Regions from separate parts of the Homo sapiens genome. Here all the other regions are linked to region 2. A link is a contact called in ENCODE Hi-C or POLR2A ChIA-PET data. All regions are on one chromosome and are shown on one strand. Each heading gives the region's core, a stretch centred on a gene start or an enhancer-like site at or near the end of the contact. The rest is flanking DNA. Distances are from core to core; before and after follow the strand shown.

Region 1 (2,700 bases), core at 82-2,581, 1.3 Mb before region 2:
AGAGTTAATCTGGAAGAACAGGGAGTAAGAAGTAGACTTGAGACCCTGCTTGAGACATATGTGAAAAATGCAGGGGAAAAGAAGTCCCCTGTGGACTGTGAAAATGATTCAGTGGCAGGCAATTAGACTGAGGTGGCTCTAGTCCCTGGGGTCCTCCTTTTTAAAAAAATCTAACTAAAATTTCATTTTTTAGTAAATTACCACATCGGGGAAAACAAAATTCAGGCTTAACCAACTATAAACTGCCAATTAAATTCTGATCACATAACCAGAAAATTGCCAACACGATCGTACAAATTAAGAGACTATATAACTGTACCTAACCAATTACTAATTTGATTTTTTTATCATGCACCTTATAAAAGTCTTTTATTCAAGCTCCTCCCATGGACCACAAACTACAAACCATAGCTGAGTGCTCTACAATACTTGAACCACTTTTTAAGTTCTTTAATATTTTTGCGGTGACTCCTATACATCTTTTTTTTTTTTTTTTGAGACGGAGTTTCACTCTTATTGCCCAGGCTGGAGTGCAGTGGCGCGATGTAGGCTCACTGCAACCTCCGCCTCCCGGGTTCAAGCGATTCTCCTGCCTCAAACTCCTGAGTAGCTGGGATTGCAGGCGCGCGCCACGACGCCCGGCTAATTTTTGTATTTTTAAAAATTGAGACGGGGTTTCACCATGTTGGCCAGGATGGTCTTGAACTCCTGACCTCAGATGATCCGCCCGCCTCGGCTTCCCAAAGTGCTGAAATTACAGGCGTGAGCCACCACGCCCGTCCCCCCATACATTTTTAACAGAAAAAAAGAGGAACTGGGAACCCCACAGCCCAAAGCTCTTTCATGAACCCGCACCCCGAGTCAGGATTCTCCCCTGACAACCCTCCCGTGGTCCCTGCTCAATCTGGGAGAGACGCGGTGCTGCGAATGCAGAGCTGCCCAGAGAGGGCTCCAGTCCAGGGCACAGTCACTGCGCAGGGAAGAGACAGGACGCCCGGGCCGGCTGTCAGCGCAGCCGCCATCTTATGGCTGGAGGAACTGGGGCCGAGCTGGGCAAAAAGAACTGGAGCGCAGATTGTGGAGCTGACTACAGGGAGGCCTGAGTCCCGCCACAGCCGCTTCCCACCGGTTTCAACCAACCCCTTTCCCCCTCGGGATGGCGGACCTGGCACTCTCACCATTTCTAGGCTTCCAGGGGGTCCCGGCGTCTTAGCTGTGGATCTCCCAATACCTGCAGGCCACAGGGCCACAGAGGCTGGGCGTCCACGAGCAGAAAACACAAAGCAGGGAAAACAAGACCTAGAGCTCAGGCTGCAGCGAGAGACAAAGGCCCCGCCACATCCCGGAAGCCGCCCTATCCGCACCAGCTGCGTTCCTGATTGGACGGTTCCCAGCCCAGCGTCTCTGATTGGATGATATTTAAGGCACCTTCTTTTCAGGCCCTGAGTGACAGAAGATGTGATCAGATGCTGGGCTGAAAGAAGAGCGAGTGACAGCCTAGGCTGCAGCCTTTTCAGACAGGGCTTCCTTCCTGAGCTGAGCCAGGCTCACACCAGAGAGTATTTGCCCTTACCTTGTGTATCAATTTATATGCATTCAAAAATAATATATTATATGGCTATTCACAAATGAACAAAGTATAACAACAATTGTTCTAAAATTTTAGATTTTATGACCTTCCTGTATTCTGGTCCTTTGAACAGGCAATCCTCTGAAATAAAATGTGAGTCACAGGTGAATTTTAAATTTTCTAGTAGCCAAACTTTAAAAAGAAAGAAGAAACAAGTGGAATTGATTGTAGCAATTTATTTAACCCAATATATTCAAAATATTTTCATTTTAATATGTGAGCAATATGTAATTATTAATGAAATATAAATACATTTGAAACAAAATCTTTGAAACTAATTCTGTATTTTACCTTTCTAGCACATCGCAGTTCAGACCAGCCACATTCCAGGCACCCAGGAGCCACACATGGCCAATAGCTGCCACATTGAAGTACAGCTGTGATGTCAGTGGGGGTGGAGGGCCTGAACACCCCTTTTCTGCCACAGGTGAGGGGACAGCCTCTATTTATCAACGTCTCTTTTCAGTTCCGAGGGTGAAACAAATAGTGGCTATAGAAAAAGCTGATGGCAGCAGGAATAAATCACAGGTAAACCACTGCTTACCACCTGTTGCCCATCTTTCTTTCAGAGATCAGACAGTGAGCAAAGGATGATGGGCCACAGGAGAAAAAAAACTATGTCTTCAGATCTGTTCACAGTCTTGACCTTTAATGTTTACATAGGAAGAAAATAGATTAAAGGCAAACTTATTTTGCTATTTGACCTCGACTCTAATGTTCAGGCTGTGGTTACCTGTTTTCTTCTGTGGTGTGGGAAACTGAGTGAATATAAGCACAATCACATGCATACATGTCCACATGTATTTCGGCATTTCTTTTTTTTGAGATGGAGTTTCACTCTTGTTGCCCAGGCTAAAGCGCAATGGTGTGGTCTTGGCTCACTGCAACCTCTGCCTCCTGGGTTCAAGCAATTCTCCTACCTCAGCCTCCCGAGTAGCTGGGATTACAGGCATGCACTACCACGCCCGGCTAATTTTTTGTACTTTTAGTAGAGACGGGATTTCTCCATGTTGGTCAGGCTGGTCTTGAACTCCTGACCTTAGGTGATCCAACCGCCTTGGCCTCCTAAA
Region 2 (2,700 bases), core at 134-2,633:
ATTCTCCTGCCTCAGCCTCCCGAGTAGCTGGGACTACAGGCGCCTGCAACCACGCCCGGCTAATTTTTTGTATTTTTAGTAGAGACGGGGTTTCACTGTGTTAGCCAGGACGGTCTCGATCTCCTGAACTCGTGATCCGCCCGCCTCGGCCTCCCAAAGTGCTGGAATTACAGGGGTGAGCCACCGCGCCCGGCCTAGAAGTATATAATTTCAAGTAAACACCAGTTTTTCATTTTTTATGTTAAAGTGGTAATTTCTTTTTTTTTTTTTTTTTTTTTTTGGAGACAGAGTCTCGCTCTGTCGCCCAGGCTGGAGGGCAGTGGCACAATCTCCGCTCACTGCAAGCTCTGCCTCTCCAGTTCGCGCCATTCTGCCTCAGGCTCCGGAGTAGCTGGGACTACAGGCGCCCGCCACCACGCCCGGAGAATTTTTTTTTTTTTTTTGTATTTTTAGTGGAGACGGGGTTTCACCGCGTTAGCCAGGATGGTCTCGATCTCCTGACCTCGGCCTCCCAAAGTGCTGGGATTACAGGCGTGAGCCACCGCGCCCGGCCTAAAGTGGTTTTTGTAATTCATTTTTCTTTTTTTTTTTTTTGAGACAGTCTTGCTCTGTTGGCCAGGCTGAAGTGCAGTGGAGCAATCTTGGCTCACTGCAACCTCCGTCTCCCGGGCTCAAGCAATTCTCCTGCCTCATCCTCCCGAGTAGCTGGGATTACAGGCATGTGCCACCACGCCCGGCTAATTTTTGTATTTTTAGTAGAGACGTGGTTTCACCATGTTGGGTCTTGAACTCCTGATCTCAGGTGATCCACCCGCCTCGCCTCCCAAAGTGTTGGGATTACAGGCGTGAGCCACCGCGCCCGGCTAGTATTTGTAATTCTTATCTATCACATTAAGGCTCTTGTCCGGTGTGGTTGTGTTCCGGGGCGGTCCCCGACCCCGCCCCTCACAAGCCCCGCCCCCCGCACCGGGCCCCGCCTCCTGAACTCCGAAGCTCCCGACCCCGCCTCCGCAGGGTCCAGGCTTCGCCCCTGGTGACAGGTGGTGCTGGTGTAGTCAAGGAGGAGGGCTCGCTTTTTTTGGTTCAGGTTGTCATGGTGGCGCCCAAGCCCGCCTTGCCGGCCTTGTCTTTTCCGGTCTCAGTCCGGCGTGGCAGCGGAGGCAGGCACCGTTAGGTCTTCCAGTCCCTCTCTGTCATGGCGACGCCCAGCCTCTTCTTCCGGCCACAGCCTGTCATGGCGGCACCCGAAGTAGTCCCTGCCGGGGCCAGCCTGTTCTGTTGCCCTGGCTCTTCCTAGTCCAGGCTGCCATGGCGGCGCTCAGGGCTTACCGGAAGTAAAACTTCGGAAGTGAGGCGTTCCTCTGCCCGGAAGTGAGCGCGGCGCTAGGAAAGATGGCGGCAGCGGCGGCGGTGGGCAACGCGGTGCCCTGCGGGGCCCGGCCTTGCGGGGTCCGGCCTGACGGGCAGCCCAAGCCCGGGCCGCAGCCGCGCGCGCTCCTTGCCGCCGGGCCGGCGCTCATAGCGAACGGTGACGAGCTGGTGGCTGCCGTGTGGCCGTACCGGCGGTTGGCGCTGTTGCGGCGCCTCACGGTGCTGCCATTCGCCGGGCTGCTTTACCCGGCCTGGTTGGGTGCCGCAGCCGCTGGCTGCTGGGGCTGGGGCAGCAGTTGGGTGCAGATCCCCGAAGCTGCGCTGCTCGTGCTTGCCACCATCTGCCTCGCGCACGCGCTCACTGTCCTCTCGGGGCATTGGTCTGTGCACGCGCATTGCGCGCTCACCTGCACCCCGGTAAGTGTGTACACGCGAGCCCGACCCCCAGCACGGTCGAGCCTCGCCGTGGGTCCCAGCTGCGGCCTTCCTGTCGGTCACCATCGCGACCTGGGCCACTCATCTGCCTGGCCTGGATTCCCAGGGGCACCCTCTACACTTTGGCGCAGGCTTAATCATGACCCCACTGCTGACTTGCTGTGCATGCCTGGTGCGGGTTATTTCCTTTTTCTGAAGTCCTCCCTGTTATGGTCATTTAGATTCAGTGATGTAATACTTGTAAAAGGCTTAGCGCAGGGCCCAGCATACGTCGCCCAGGTCAGGTAGGAGTTGTTTATACTAGTTCCCATATTAGCGACTACTCTTGTTCTGGAAACGGCCCTACCTTCCATCTCATCTGTCTCCTACCTTGGTTTTCAAAGTGTAAGGCGAGATCACTGGGATAGGTTTCCCCCATCTATGAAGCTTAGTTGGTTCTTAGACTGAACCAAGTCTTGCTGTCCAGTGCTTAGTGGTCTTCCATACTGTGATGGAAAGGAGCATGAAATGCAGTTAATTACAGTGTTGAAGAGAGGCAGAGGTGTTTATGAGCGAGTCATTTACATGATGTCTTTCCGCAAAATGAGGGTGGTGATACTGAGTTCTGTCGGGGATACAACAGCAAGCAAGGTCGCGCTCCTGACCCACAGTTTAGAGTTCTGAGTGACCAAGTGTCGTCGGAGGAGTTGGTGACTGTGAGCTTCCCTGGGCCTGAAGCAGTGACTGTGTCGTCTCTCTCTGGGCCTGCCTCAGGTGACACCAGCAGGTTTGGAGCCATGGACACTGAGGTATATCAGGAAGCTTCCCCTCTGATTCCAGGAGTGTGTTTGCCTCAAGAAGAGGAAAAGGGAACAGCATCAAGGGCTACAGAAAGACAGAAGCCCCCCACCCTGG
Region 3 (2,708 bases), core at 188-2,687, 1.1 Mb after region 2:
TCCCGTCTCTACTAAAAATACAAAAAATTAGCTGGGCGTTGTGATGGGCGCCTGCAGTCCCAGCTACTACTCGGGAGGCTGAGGCAGGAGAATTGCTTGAATCCAGGAGGCGGTGGTTGCAGTGAGCCGAGATCACACCACTGCACTCCAGCCTGGGCAAGGAAATCGAAACTCTGTCTAAAAACAAACAAACAAACAAAAACTGGGGGAGGTGGCTCACGCCTGTAATCCTAGCACTTTGGGAGGGCGAGGCGCGCGGATCACCTGAGGTCAGGAGTTCAAGACCAGCCTGGTCAACATGGTGAAACCCCATCTCTACTAAAATACAAAAATTAGCTGGGCATGATGGCGGGCGCCTGTAATCCCAGCTACTCGAGAGGCTGAGACAGGAGAATCGCTTGAATTCAGGAGACGATGGTTGCATTGAGCCGAGATAGCGCCACTGTTCTCCAGTCTGGGCTGATGAGCAAGACTCCGTCTCAAAAAAAAAAAAAAAGAAAAGAAAAGAAAATGGAAGTCTGGGCTTGGTGGCTCACTCCTGTAATCCTAGCATTTCAGCAGACCCAGACAAGGAGGATCAGTTTGAGTTCAGGAGGTCGAGGGTGCAGTGAGCCATGATGGCGCCATTGCACTCCAGCCTGGGCAACACAGCAAGACCCCTCAAAAAAAAATTAAAATAGGAAAATGAAGCTGGACTGCACCATCGCTCAGGGACTGTGGGGATGTAGGATTTTATCCTATTAAAAGTACTCATCTCATAAGAAAAAGTTTACCAGCTCCTCTTCCACCTACCGGTCCAGCACCTTCCCTGGGTGGAAGTCCCATCCACCCCGCCTAAGGGATGCCTTATGTGTCCAACCCAGCGTCCAACGCGCGCGCTCCGTTTACATAGCCACGCCCACCCTCCCGGCCCGCGGCGGGGCCTACCCACCCACGTGTTTCGAGCCGGCTCCGCCCCTCCACGCCCTCTCTGCGGCTTTCCACAGAAGCCAAAGACGGAAGACTGTAGAGATCTCATAAATAATGCATCACGTCAGCGGCTGTAGGGGCGGGGCTTTGACGCGCCTGGCTGGCTGAGTCAGGGTTATGTATAATACTATGGAGGCGGGGCCTGGAGGGGTGCGCGTGTTGAGGCGGAGTTCGTTCACGGAAGTGGCCACCCCTAGGGCCTGAAGAGGCGGGGCCATAAGTGCCTTATGAATATGCAACAACTTGGGGCGTTGACTGTGGGCCTTGTGGGGCCCTCATGGGGCGTGGCCAGGCGCGTCTCCTGAATAATGTAGTGCGCTGCCTGCCGGTGTGGCGGCGACTGTTGGTTTGGTCGGACTCGGGGGGCGTGGCCAGCCGCGTCTCATGAATAATGCAGCGCGTCAGCGGGCGGCGGGGCGGGGCGTGGCCGGCGTGGCGGCGCTGGAGCCGGGAAGGGGGCGCGGGGGAGAGATGGTCGCAAGATGGCGGCGCTGAAGGAGGATAGGAGCTACGGGCTGTCGTGCGGGCGGGTTAGCGACGGCAGCAAGGTGTCGGTGTTCCACGTGAAGCTCACCGACAGTGCCCTGAGGGCCTTCGAGAGCTACCGCGCCAGACAGGTGAGTGGCATGGCGCCCGGCGCGCCAGTGGGGAACGTCCGGACGCGGGCCGGCCTCGCGCTCCCCTCACTGAGGCGTCCGGGCTCGGAGACGCTAGGTCTGTGGTGCTGCTCGCGGGTCCCTGGGCCGGCGGGGCGCGGAGTGGGCGCCAGTCCGGCCTGGAGCGCTGAGAACCGCGTTCCTTCTCAGCACTAGGAGGCAATACAGGCGGGTGGCCCGGGGCTGCTGAGGGGCCCAGACTCGCGCGCCGGGCCCGGGGGGCGTCGGTGTCGGCACCTGGCGGCGTCCGGGGCCTTTCTGGCCTGCTGGGCACCTGGGCAGGGTCCAGTTTGCGCACCTGGCGGCGGGGCGAGGAGGCGGTGGGCCGCACGGTCCCGGCACCGTGATAGGGGGAAGCTGGGGGCTTTTCCATCTGGGGCCGGGGCAGCGCCGTTGGTGGGGGTGACTGTGTCTGTCCTCCTGGGAAGCAGCGATCGTCTGGGTGCCCGGCAGGGGGTGGTCAGCGAGGCACTTGTGGGGGTCTGTTCTGTCTGGGTGGAAGGCTTTGCAGCTGGGGGCTGGCTTTGACGCGTTCCGATGAAGCCACTCAGGTTGGGCCACTTTGGTTCTTGGGACGGGGAGTTTGGGCAGAAACTGACAGCTTGTCCCAGCTTTCTGCTCCCCTTACCCCCAGGTGACCCTCTCTCTCCGGAGAGAGGTTCCTTGGAGAGTGGAAGTGTTGGGGGCGGCTGTGATGTTATCCTCAGGGCACATGTAGGGGATCCCTGCCACCCAGGAGGAAGCTCTGGCTACCACATCTGGCCGCTGACTCTGGAACTTCTCAGAGGCCGATTTGGGCCCATCTGGGGGAAGTTTGAGGCGTTTCGGTTCTGCCACCTGGCTGGTGGTGGGGAGGGGAGGCTGCTGTGTATGTTCTCTTGGGCCTGACTTTGGGGCGCATCTGGGGCCGTGGTCAGAAACCTGCCTTTTTCATTTCTGTTTGTGTCATGGCCCCCCCTCCCCCCGTCTGTGCTGGGTCAGAAGTTGCAGATGACCAGTGGTCAGGTCCCGAGGGGAAGTGGTTTAGGAACCTTGTAACTCCTTTTCTGGAAATTGGGGGCTTCATTGCCCTAAAGGGAGTGG

Evidence for each region. Hi-C counts contacts between places; a loop is a spot of excess contacts on that map. ChIA-PET counts read pairs that join two places held with the same protein, here RNA polymerase II (POLR2A). Pooled maps may share reads with other maps.
Region 1: a pooled map shows a loop between it and region 2 (25-fold over the local background). The contact joins the promoter of ZNF85 here to the promoter of ATP13A1 in region 2. A Hi-C loop is called at or near these places in 4 of 37 single-sample maps with no recorded cell type and 10 of 50 pooled maps.
Region 3: a loop to region 2 is called in a pooled map, with 26 times the contacts of the local background. The contact joins the promoter of ELL here to the promoter of ATP13A1 in region 2. A Hi-C loop is called at or near these places in 1 of 37 single-sample maps with no recorded cell type and 7 of 50 pooled maps. POLR2A ChIA-PET finds 5 or more read pairs at or near these places in 1 of 52 experiments (PC-9).

What each region holds. Positions count from the first base shown.
Region 1 is chr19:20,921,882-20,924,581 of GRCh38, reverse strand. It overlaps ZNF85 (zinc finger protein 85), which reads right to left and starts at 1,331. Exons shown (of 4, transcript NM_003429.5): 1 at 1,179-1,331. The coding sequence starts at 1,181.
Region 2 is chr19:19,662,359-19,665,058 of GRCh38, reverse strand. ATP13A1 (ATPase 13A1) reads left to right here and starts at 1,383. Exons shown (of 26, transcript NM_020410.3): 1 at 1,383-1,788. The coding sequence starts at 1,393. RefSeq lists silencers at 897-946, 1,387-1,646 and enhancers at 1,047-1,336, 1,680-1,781, 1,053-2,035, 2,167-2,216.
Region 3 is chr19:18,520,799-18,523,506 of GRCh38, reverse strand. It overlaps ELL (elongation factor for RNA polymerase II), which reads left to right and starts at 1,437. Exons shown (of 12, transcript NM_006532.4): 1 at 1,437-1,586. The coding sequence starts at 1,452. RefSeq lists enhancers at 944-1,273, 1,417-1,932, 1,933-2,448 and silencers at 1,664-1,973, 2,704-2,708.